Linked DNA regions of Homo sapiens: region 1 is linked to region 2. Evidence: read pairs that join two places in POLR2A ChIA-PET (ENCODE). Cell type or tissue: K562. All regions are shown on one strand.

Region 1 (5,000 bases), 66 kb after region 2:
TAGAGATGGGGGTCTCCCTATGTTGCCCAGGCTGGTCTCAAACTCCTGAGCGCAAGAGATCCTCCCACCTCAGCCTCCCAAAGTGCTGGGATTACAGGTGTGCGCCACCACACCTGGCCTCAGGAGGTGCCAGGAGGGTATAAATGGTGGGCCTCAAGAGCGTCATGTCAGAGGGTCTCCATCCTCAGGATGGAACCTCCTGGGGCACATCAGGCTCCTGGATAAAATGAGGGGTCCTCAATGCTCCTGTGGCTCCCCAATGTCATGTGAGGTCCCAGGGGCTTAATCCCTTTCCTGTCACCTTCCTGCTGCTGGTGGGGGTGGGCTCAGAGCCCCTCAGGGAGGAAAATCAGGTTGCTGGCTAGACCAGGAGGGTGTAGGCCACCAGGGCTCTCTCCAGAATTTGTCTGCTCGCTTCGCAAGATTTGCAGATGGTCCCCAATATTAAAGCAGCTTCCAAACACATCTGGACATCAAAGGGGACAAGATGCTCAGAAGTCAGGAAGAAGGCAGGACTCGGGCGACAGAGTTCAGAACTTGTGGTTTATTGACACTTCTGCATGGTGGGTCCTTGGGAGACTGCCTTTCTGGCATCTTGGGACTTGTCCCTAAGAATAGGGAAGACAGTCATCCTGTCCTGGAGCAAAGCTCCCCCTTGCACAGGAACACAACTCCCATGCAGGAGAAGCCCACCGAGACGAACGCAGATAAACCCTTCGCAAGGCCTGCACTGCACCGGAATGGCAGAGCTCCGTGCATTTGGCAAAGCTATGGAGCCTTGGCAGAATGCACAGGACTCTGGGGGCTGCCCCCCTTGAGCTACAGAGGCAGAATCGAACCAAAAACACTGCTTCCTTTAACACAGCCCAACTGGCTTACATTTAGCTTGGGACGAGGCTAGGCCTAAGAAGGGCCAGAGCTGTCCTCCCAGCCCTGGGAACACGGCTGAGACGGCCCGGTGCCCACGCTGGGCTCACCATAGGAGAGGAGAGGAGAGGGAGGGGGCCCCATACTGGCCCTGCCGTCTGCACCCCGTCCCTTTCCCCACTAAACACACCCATTTCCTATCCTGGGTTCTGAGGCTGGGACTGCCTCTGGGATTCTGAGGGACTGCCCTCCACCCCTGCAGGCCTGGGCTCAGAGTCAGCCACACCTGTAAGGCAGGCCCTGCTTCCCCAGCTTTTGTATTCCATATACGGTGCTGGCATGTGGAGCTCCATTCTTCTCCAGCCCACTTAATTTTAAGAATAGACACTAATAAGACTTAACCACCCCAACCTGCTGGCAGCAGGAGGGCCCCTGTGTGCTGGCAGCATCTCCCCAGGACACGCCGGCTCACCTGCACCCACAGCGTTCTAGGAGGTCGCGGCCTCTGCAGACTCAGTGCAACCCCTGGGCCTTACAAAAGGGACACTCAGAGGTGCACTGCCTGCTCAGCTCACACAAGGAACAAGTGGAGAGCTGGGCTGGAGAAAGGATTACAATTTACAGACCAGTGTCCCTGGCTAGGGGCCCTCATGGGACTGTGGCTGGAAGAGAAGGTCGCCCCGGAGGTTGGAGGCTGAAGACACCTGGTGCTTCTTGGTGCAGTCCTGGTCAAGATGGAAGAGCGCTCCTCTGTGCCCAGCTGCTGTGCAGGGGTGGACGAGGGCTCCCTCGGCCCCAAGGCAAGGGCGGAGCAGCTCCCAGTGCTGGCACCAGACCTCTGCCAGGCACGGGGCATGGCCATCCTCTGGGGTCCTGGCTCAGGGGTGGGGAGCGGCAGTGCTGGGACAAGCCTGGGGAAAGGGTTTCCCATACACTGAGGCTGCGAGATCTTCCAGTGGAGCCTCAGGCTAGGGTATGAATCAGACCACCAGGTGATAGGAGCCAAACCTCCACATGGTGAAACTTCACTCTCGGCAGCCAGGAACAGAATTATTAGCAAAGAAAAGAGAAAAGCAGATGCCAATCATTCTCTCTCTTCGTCAAGGTTATGCCCACGGGCAGGGTGGGCTAGTGGTGAGGGTGGAGCTGCGTCCCTGACCCCCAGAAGGAGACAGCAGGCCTTCAAGTTAAGCCAAGCAATACTTGGTCATTGTTTGTGGCCAACCATTCTCTGAATGTCTGAATGACAGCGACTATGTTTAAGGTTTTTTTTTGTAAATAAGAGACCTTAAGCAATGCATTGACTGCATGGTCTCAACCTCATCTGTGCTGTGAGAATGAGGGGTAAGGCTGGGCATGCAGGTAGGGCCCCAGCAAAGCTGGCTCCCCGCTCCCTGTGGGACAGAGGGCTCCCACCGGGAAGGCGGCTCTAGCGTGCCTCCTCGGCGAGCTGAGAGGAGGCCAAGGTGCTTGGGGCACAGCTGTGCAAACCTTCCTGGGGCTCTCGCTGTCTGCAGGTGGACTCTGAATGCCTTCATGGGGACCACACAGCCCAGCTTCCTCCCTTTCTCCTCTCCTCCCCCTGCACTGCTCTGACCTGCCTGGAGCAGCCCTGCCCACCTCCAGCTCAGCCCTTCCTGTGGCTTGGCCCTGCAGATGGCCTCTGAGTCCTCCCCTAGCCCCCTGCCCTCTTCCCTCTACCCGACACCCTCCCCCAGCCTTGCCACTTTCAACTTTGCACGCCCTCAGTGAGCTCCCTGAGGCACCCAGGATCGGTCACTTGTGAGCCCCCTCTCAGGGTGCACTAGGGGACGTGGAGCTCTCATGCCTGTTCAGGGCATGGGGCAGAGCAAGGCAGGCGTGCTGCCAGCCACCGCGGCAAGGTGAGGGGCTGTGGCCTGTGCCATGGACTCCCAGCAGCATCCCTGCTGCCTCCAGACTGAGACAGAGACCCACGGGCTGCCTCTGTGCTTGCCTGAGCCTCTTAATTAAGAGTCTTTCCCAATGAGACCAATTTGATTACAAATTCACAAGATATTTGGGAATGTTCCAATCACACAGCAGCAAGGTCCCTCTGCCTGGGATCCAGCCAGGCCCAAGGGGGTGGGAATGCAGGCAGATGGGCCAAGGTCACCCGGGATGCCCAGAGCCCCGCTGTCGGGCCCAGGCACCACTACGTGGCAGTCGCAGCTCCTGCCAGTCACCTGGGCAGCGGGGGGAGGGGAGAACCTTGGGGGTGTTCAGCATCACAAAGAGGCGGAAAACTCTTCCAGAAAGATCTCACCAAAATCATGCCTCCCTAACAAAACAAATCCTGCTTTTCTAAAAACCTCAATGGGCCTATCCGAGCCCACTGCAGTCCTAGTTTCTTCAAAGCTGTGTAAGGCACTTGAATGGCTTATTAACACCACCTGGAAAAGTTCCTGTTTCAATCCTGATTTAGAAAATAAATTCAATAATACTGCAAAAAAAGGTTCCTTGAAAAATAGCTTTAAAAAAGTAAATACTTAAGTTTTCTAAAGAATAAAATAAATGCTAAGCTCTGCTTAAATTATATGACACAACAGGTCATCTTGGCACTGATAAAACAAAGAGAAAACCTGGAATACTGCTTCGGAATTAGACCTCCCTGGAAAAAAACAAACACACCAACAAAAGACACATGTGCGTCGCCGGTTCCGGGCTCAGGGAAGAGAGCAGCCCGGAAGGCCCTGGTGGGCCCAAGCACATCATGGCTGCCCTGGAGTGGGGGCAGGGGGGTGGCTGCTACAGAACAGACCCCTGGCTCTGCTGCGCTCTCCTCTTTGGGACACTGGTGTGGCCGACCAGGACTGGCTGGGCATATCTGTAAATATGAACCCACCTGGCCCTGGCCGCAGAGAGGAGCAATGGGAAACTGGGGCTGGCCACTCCGCTGCTGGGCCTGACCCAGGGGGTGCTTCAAGAGTTTGGCTCCTGGGTCCGCCCCAGGGTCCCACGTGCACAACCATGCTGCCCCATGCACACCAGTGTCTTTGGTTTGGCTGCCGTTGGGCACCTATGACCTCTGGTCCCACCCCGGGCCTAATAGGAGCTGGGAGCAAGAGCCGGTCCATCTTCTCTTTGGTGAGGTCTCCTAAGCTGCCTTCCACCATCTGCCCGCCACCCAGTGCAGTTCCACAGCCACCAGGACGGGCTGCGGGGGGTGTCCCGACTGGCTCTGGGGTGCTGGGGAAAGCACTGTGGGGCGGGCACCCTGTCCACTGCCTGCCACCTGTTGGGTCCTGAGGCTTCTGAGGGAGAGAAGGACAAGGATGGGAGGAAGGGGAGGGCAGGGGCCTGGAAACCACCTAGCTTCTTGGTGGAGCCTGGGTCTCAGGTTCTGGAAGGCTGGAGGGCAAGTCCTGCCTCCTCCCTTCTGCCTGGGGGTCCCCTTCTCCCTGGTTCCCGCCCTCCAGCAGCTCTTGGGGGTCCCTGAGGAAGACCACCATGACCGTGATGTTGTCGTGGGAGCCCCGCTCCCGGGCCGCAGCCACCAGCTCCTCGGCGACACGGAGCCCGCTGCCCTGCTGCCTGGTCAGGTGGCTCTGGACCAGGCCAACAACTTCCTGGTGGGGTACGACGTCAAAGAAGCCATCACAGGCAAGCAGCAGGTAGTCCTCGGAGCCCGTCAGCGCCCGGGAAGCTGCATCGGCCTCCCCAGACACGTAGGGCTTCTGGAAGACATCCCCTGGACAGGCGGAGAAGAGCCCGGGTCAGAGGACCACGGTGTCCACAGCTTCCTCCCCACCTACCCAGGCCTAGACCTCACATCCTGCAGGGACAGAGACCAACCTGCTCTCATGGGGTCTGGGGTCTGTTGCTCCCTTATGCAAACTGCCCAGTACTTCCCACTTGCCTGGGAACGGAAACCCCTGACCTTGGCCTGTGAGCTCCCCCTTTTTTTCTTTTTTCTTTTTTGAGATGGAGTCTTGCTCTGTCGCCAGGCTGCAGTGGCGCGATCTCAGCTCACTGCAACCTCTGCCTCCTGGGTTCAAGCGATTCCCCTGCCTCAGCCTCCCGAGTAGCTGGGATTACAGGCTCGCGCCACCATGCCCAGCTAATTGTTTTTTTTTTTTTTTGTATTTTAGTAGAGATGGGGTTTCACCATGTTG
Region 2 (5,000 bases):
CCAACATAGTGAAACCCCATCTCTACTAAAAATATAAAAATTAGTTACACGTGGTGGTGTGCACCTGTAGTCCCAACTTCTTGGGAGGCTGAGGCAGGAGAATCACTTGAACCTGGGAGGAAGAGGTTGCAGTCAGCCGAGATCATGCCACTGCATTCCAGCCTGGGTGACAGAGCAAGACTCTGTGTCAAAAAAAAAAAAAAAAAGACAAAGTAGTCTTAATGCTATTTCAGAACACAGAAAAGGAAAGAAAACTTCCACACTCATTTTATGAAGCAAGTGTAATGGTAACCCCAACCTGACAAAGACTGCACAAAAGATACTACAGTTGAATACTACTTACGAATATCAACACAAAATCTCTGAATATTAGCAAACAGAATCCAATGGCACATTATAAAAAGGAATACAAATAAACAAGCACAGTTTATTCCAGGTATGAGAGATTCCATATAAGGAAATCTATTGACATGATCTTCACATTAACAATGTTAAATGTGATGAAATCATATCATCTTCACGGAGGCAGTAAAGACATCTGACAGCTGGGTGCGGTGGCTCATGCCTGTAATCCCAGCACTTTGGGAGGCCAAGGCGGGTGGATTGCCTGAGCTCAGGAGTTCACGACCAGCATGGGCAACAGGGTGAAACCCTGTCTCTACTAAAATACAAAAAATTACCTGGGGGTGGCAATACGCGCTTGTAGTCCCAGCTACTTGGGAGGCTGAGGCAGGAGAATTGCTTGAAACCAGGAGGTGGAGGTTGCAGTGAGCTGAGATGGCACCACTGCACTCCAGCCTGAGAGACAGAGCAAGACTCCATCTCAAAAAACAAACAAACAAAAAGAAACAAAAAACTAAAATAGGAAATGATGGATACTGCCTTAAGTAAACAAAATACACCTCGGTCCAAAGCCAGCATCTGACTTCATGTGAAAACATTAGAGACTTCCCTGCTAACATCACACACCACATAAGGCTAAAATATTTTCCAATTTACATTTTTAGAGGTAAGCATTAAATTCTATGATGCCAGACAAACATTTACCAGATTTTTTTTTTTGAGATAGAGTTTCACTCTTGTTGCTCAGGCTGGAGTGTAATGGCGCACAATCTCGGCTCGCCACAAGCTCCGCCTCCCAGGTTCAAGCGACTCTCCTGCCTCGGCCTCCCGAGTAGCTGGGATTACAGGCATGTGCCACCACACCCAGCTAATTTTGTATTTTTTGTAGAGACGGGGTTTCTCCATGTTGGTCAGGCTGGTCTCGAACTCCTGACCTCAGGTGATCCGCCTGCCTCGGCCTCCCAAAGTGCTGGGATTACAGGTGTGAGCCACCGCGTCTGGCCAAAATTTACCAGTTCTTGAATGCTGAATCCTGCTGGGATAACTGGAAACACTCCTAATGTTACTATAAACTCTCACACTGCCTTGTTGGCAATAATTAAATAGCTCTTTCTAGCAGTTGTGTTCAAGTGGACAGATAATCACAAATGTCTTTTCTTTCTAGCTCCCTTTGGACGAAAGAAAGAAAGAATTTACAACACGTCTAAAGATTGTCACTTTTATCATCCCTTTGAATGATAAGTGATCAGGGCTGTCCCAAAAGAATGCCTGAAAACATTACAAAATGTTATCATAAGCAGAATGGCTCACTAAGGGGATGAACATTCTGGCAAGTCTTAATCTAGCATCACTACCAACTGTTTTTTCACTGGTCTAAAACATAACATCTAATATTTTTATTTGCCTATATAGCCCTGCAGTAATAATTAACTTGTGAAAGGTCTACACTGATTTTTTTCTTTATAAAGTATTTGCTTCAACCATGGAACAGAAACAAAGTTGATTTAATGGGAAAAATGTAAATTTATTTGAGGATAGGTTCAGCACTGCTAAATTGAAAAGGGAAAGAAAATTTCAAACAAACCCCAAAAAGAAACATTTTCACATCTGTAGTGAAAAAGCTAAATAGCAGTACACTAAACTTGGTTACTGACAAAATAAATCCTTGTGGCCAAGGTGAGGCAAAGATATTACTCTCTACTTTGCTAGCCTACCTTGTGTTCAGTGAATTCAAACATTAATTGGGGCAATGTATTGTTTTTGCTTCATTTTCTTTAGCTGTGCAGTAAAGTCTTTGCTTTCATAGAAAGATTGTGCCAAGTTCTTTCTTTTTCAGAATTGCTTTTAAATCAGTTCTATTTAAGTATTTCTCTCTCTCTCAAACTTGACATTTTTCATTACACCTTTTTTTTCCAATGCCAAAATAGCAGCATTAACATTCATTCCAGTCACTAGGTAAAAACTCTCTTCAGTCAAACACACATGAATAATCTAATTCGTGAGGTAAACGACTACTGTCATACAGTATTACGAAGTTCCAACCTTACTTGCAGAGCAAAAAATAAAAAATAAAAATAGTCATTTTCCTCAAGGGTTTAATTGTGGGCTTTTAATGTTGAAGTAAATCAATTTACTAGTTTTTAACCTCAAGTTTTTCCCTATTTCATTATATCTCAATAATGATTATCCAGAGATTTCTGAGGTAAATTACATTAAAGACAGCGCTAGTAACTGGGAAACAATCCACACATGAATCTTAATATATTGCATATATGCTAATTTCATGTAATGTTCCTGAGGGCGGTGACAATATTAGAGCTGTACGAGACCCTAGAGACCATCCCAATCCCTTAACTCCACAGATGAGAAACACAAAAACTTGCAGAAGCAGAGTGACGAGCACATGCCCATGTGACATGTCATCAGAAGCAGGGACCAAGACTCAGGTCTCTTGCCTTCCAGGCCAGTCCTCTTTTGGTAGGCTAAAAGCTGCCTTTCACAGCTTCCCACAAATTTCAACACATCCTCACTCAAGTACGTTTCTGAAAGGGACTCACCGACAACTCTTTAGAGAAAAGGAACTATATCTCAAACCATAGGAAAAGTTCTATATCTAGCTTATCAAACTTTTAGTCTCTGAAGCATGTGAGAGTAAGTTTGCCAGTATTTCTTTCTCATTATCCCCCAATACTTTAGTGACTATTTCCAACAAACAAAACTAGACTATTCTCCCATACAAACAAAATGCTACCATCAAAATCGTCAACGCTCACCTGTCAGATTATGACCAAAGGCCTCTAAGTCAGAATCCCGCCCAGGCAAAATGACATGGCAGCCAACTGTGGAGCCTCGGTTGGCCTCGGATAGCTGGTCCCCCCTTCATTCACACCACATATCTGAGGACCAGATATGGAAAGCCTCTCATGCTGGAAAACTTGGCACAGTAGAAAGGCGGCCACACTTTTGCCCGTCACACAATGCACATTCACGGGGGACCTGTGCTAAACCATTCACAGACAACCTGTTTCTGGGTCAGGGTTTCGTATACAGCAGAGCAGTCAGCTATCGACACAAGGGTTTGTAACAAAAAACAAAAAACAACAAAAAAAAGGAAGGACAAACCAAAACAAAAAAGAAAATACCAAAAAAAAGAAGAGTTAAAAAAAAAAGAAGATAAAAATAAAATCATTAACACAGATACACGACTACAATCTAATTTTCAGACATTCTAGTTTTGCCAATCATGCCGATTCAGAATCATGAACCACATGGAGTTGCCATGTTTCTGCACACTTCTTTAGTGTGGAACAATTCCTCAGTGTTTTCTTGGTTCCATGATCTTGACTTAATTTTGAGGTTTACAGGCCAGTTATTTTGCAGAATATCCCTAAACTCGGGTTACCTTGATGTTGCCTCCTGAAGATTTGGATTATGCATGAAACACTTGACTGTCCCTATTCTAACTATATAAAGATGCTCCTTGACTTACTATGGACTTACATCCCAATAAACCCTTCATAAATGGAAAACCTCATAAGGTGAAATGCTTGTTTTTTTTGGGAAAGTTTCTTGCTCTGTTGCCAGGCGGGAATGCGGTGACACGACGACGGCTCACTGTAGCCTTGACCACTCAGGTTCAAGCGATCCTCAGCCCCAGGCTCCCAAGTAGCTGGGACTATAGGCACGTACCACCACACCTGGCTAATTTTTTTTTTTTTTAATTTTTAGTACCTTTAGTACAGAAAAGGCCTCACTATGTTGCCTAGATTGGTCTCAAACTCCTAAGCTCAAGGAATCCTCATGCCTCGGTCTCCCAAAGTCCTGGGATTATAGGCATGAGTCCTGCACCCAGCCTAGCTGAAAATACATTTAATACACCTAACTTACCAAACATCACAGCTTAGCTTAGCCTACCTTAAACATGTTCAGAGCACTTACATTAGCCTACAGTTGGGCAAAATCATCTAACGCAAAGCCCATTTTATAATAAAAGTGTTGAGTAACTCATATGATGTATGAAATACTATACTGAAAATGAAAAACAGAACAGTTGCGTGGGTACTCGGAAGTAAGGTTTCTACTGCATGTGTATCACTTCCATACCATTGTAAAGTCATCTGACCACCAAGCCAAATATTTGTACTTCTGCACATGCTGCTTTACATAGAGACCGAGACAAAGGGGGATTCACATCTTGTCAACCCTGTTTACTTCAAAGGAATAACAGAGCATTAACTAGGTACCAAGTGCTCAGGACTTCAAGTATACTGTTTTATTTAATACTCATGACAATCCTTTGACCCCTTACTTGTGACTGGCAAGTTACCCAACTTTTGTTTCATTTTCCTCATCTGTAAAAACCGGAGAGTGATACACACTCCCTGGAGAATGACAGGGAAAACAGTACCAAGAACTTTAACCTAACAAGTCAGAAATCAATGAGACCCCTTTTGACAATTCCCACCTTGCCCTTTAGACATTCCGAGATATGCAGCTTTATTTAATAAATGACCCCACCTTGGGCCTCAGCTGACTAGACCAGAGGCAGACACTCTCCCAGGCTGGAAAGGCCAGGTGGAGTGAGCTGTTCTGTGCAGAATGATCTCCCTAACAGTGTTTTTACACATTCTGTTCCACTTGGAATTGGATTCAGAGTG

Evidence for each region. ChIA-PET counts read pairs that join two places held together with the same protein. Peaks named below come from ENCODE experiments on the same cell type or tissue, not always from the same donor. Only the 100,000 strongest peaks of a DNase experiment are listed, where the experiment ranks them.
Region 1: POLR2A ChIA-PET joins it to region 2 with 5 read pairs; 7 of 35 experiments call an interaction of 5 or more read pairs at or near these places.

Annotation. Positions count from the first base shown.
Region 1 is chr22:21,918,896-21,923,895 of GRCh38, forward strand. It overlaps PPM1F (protein phosphatase, Mg2+/Mn2+ dependent 1F), which reads right to left. Exons shown (of 8, transcript NM_014634.4): 8 at 530-4,576. The coding sequence ends at 4,197. Among named protein-coding and RNA genes, the nearest start is that of PPM1F-AS1, 17 kb to the right of the region's middle. RefSeq lists enhancers at 1,008-1,667, 2,329-2,987. In K562, no CTCF peak of the experiment used is centred here; no DNase peak of the experiment used is centred here.
Region 2 is chr22:21,853,143-21,858,142 of GRCh38, forward strand. All of the region lies in intron 1 of MAPK1 (mitogen-activated protein kinase 1), which reads right to left. Among named protein-coding and RNA genes, the nearest start is that of MAPK1, 12 kb to the right of the region's middle. RefSeq lists an enhancer at 2,700-3,201. In K562, no CTCF peak of the experiment used is centred here; DNase peaks (open chromatin) are centred at 1,659, 2,007, 2,699, 4,959 and 1 weaker place.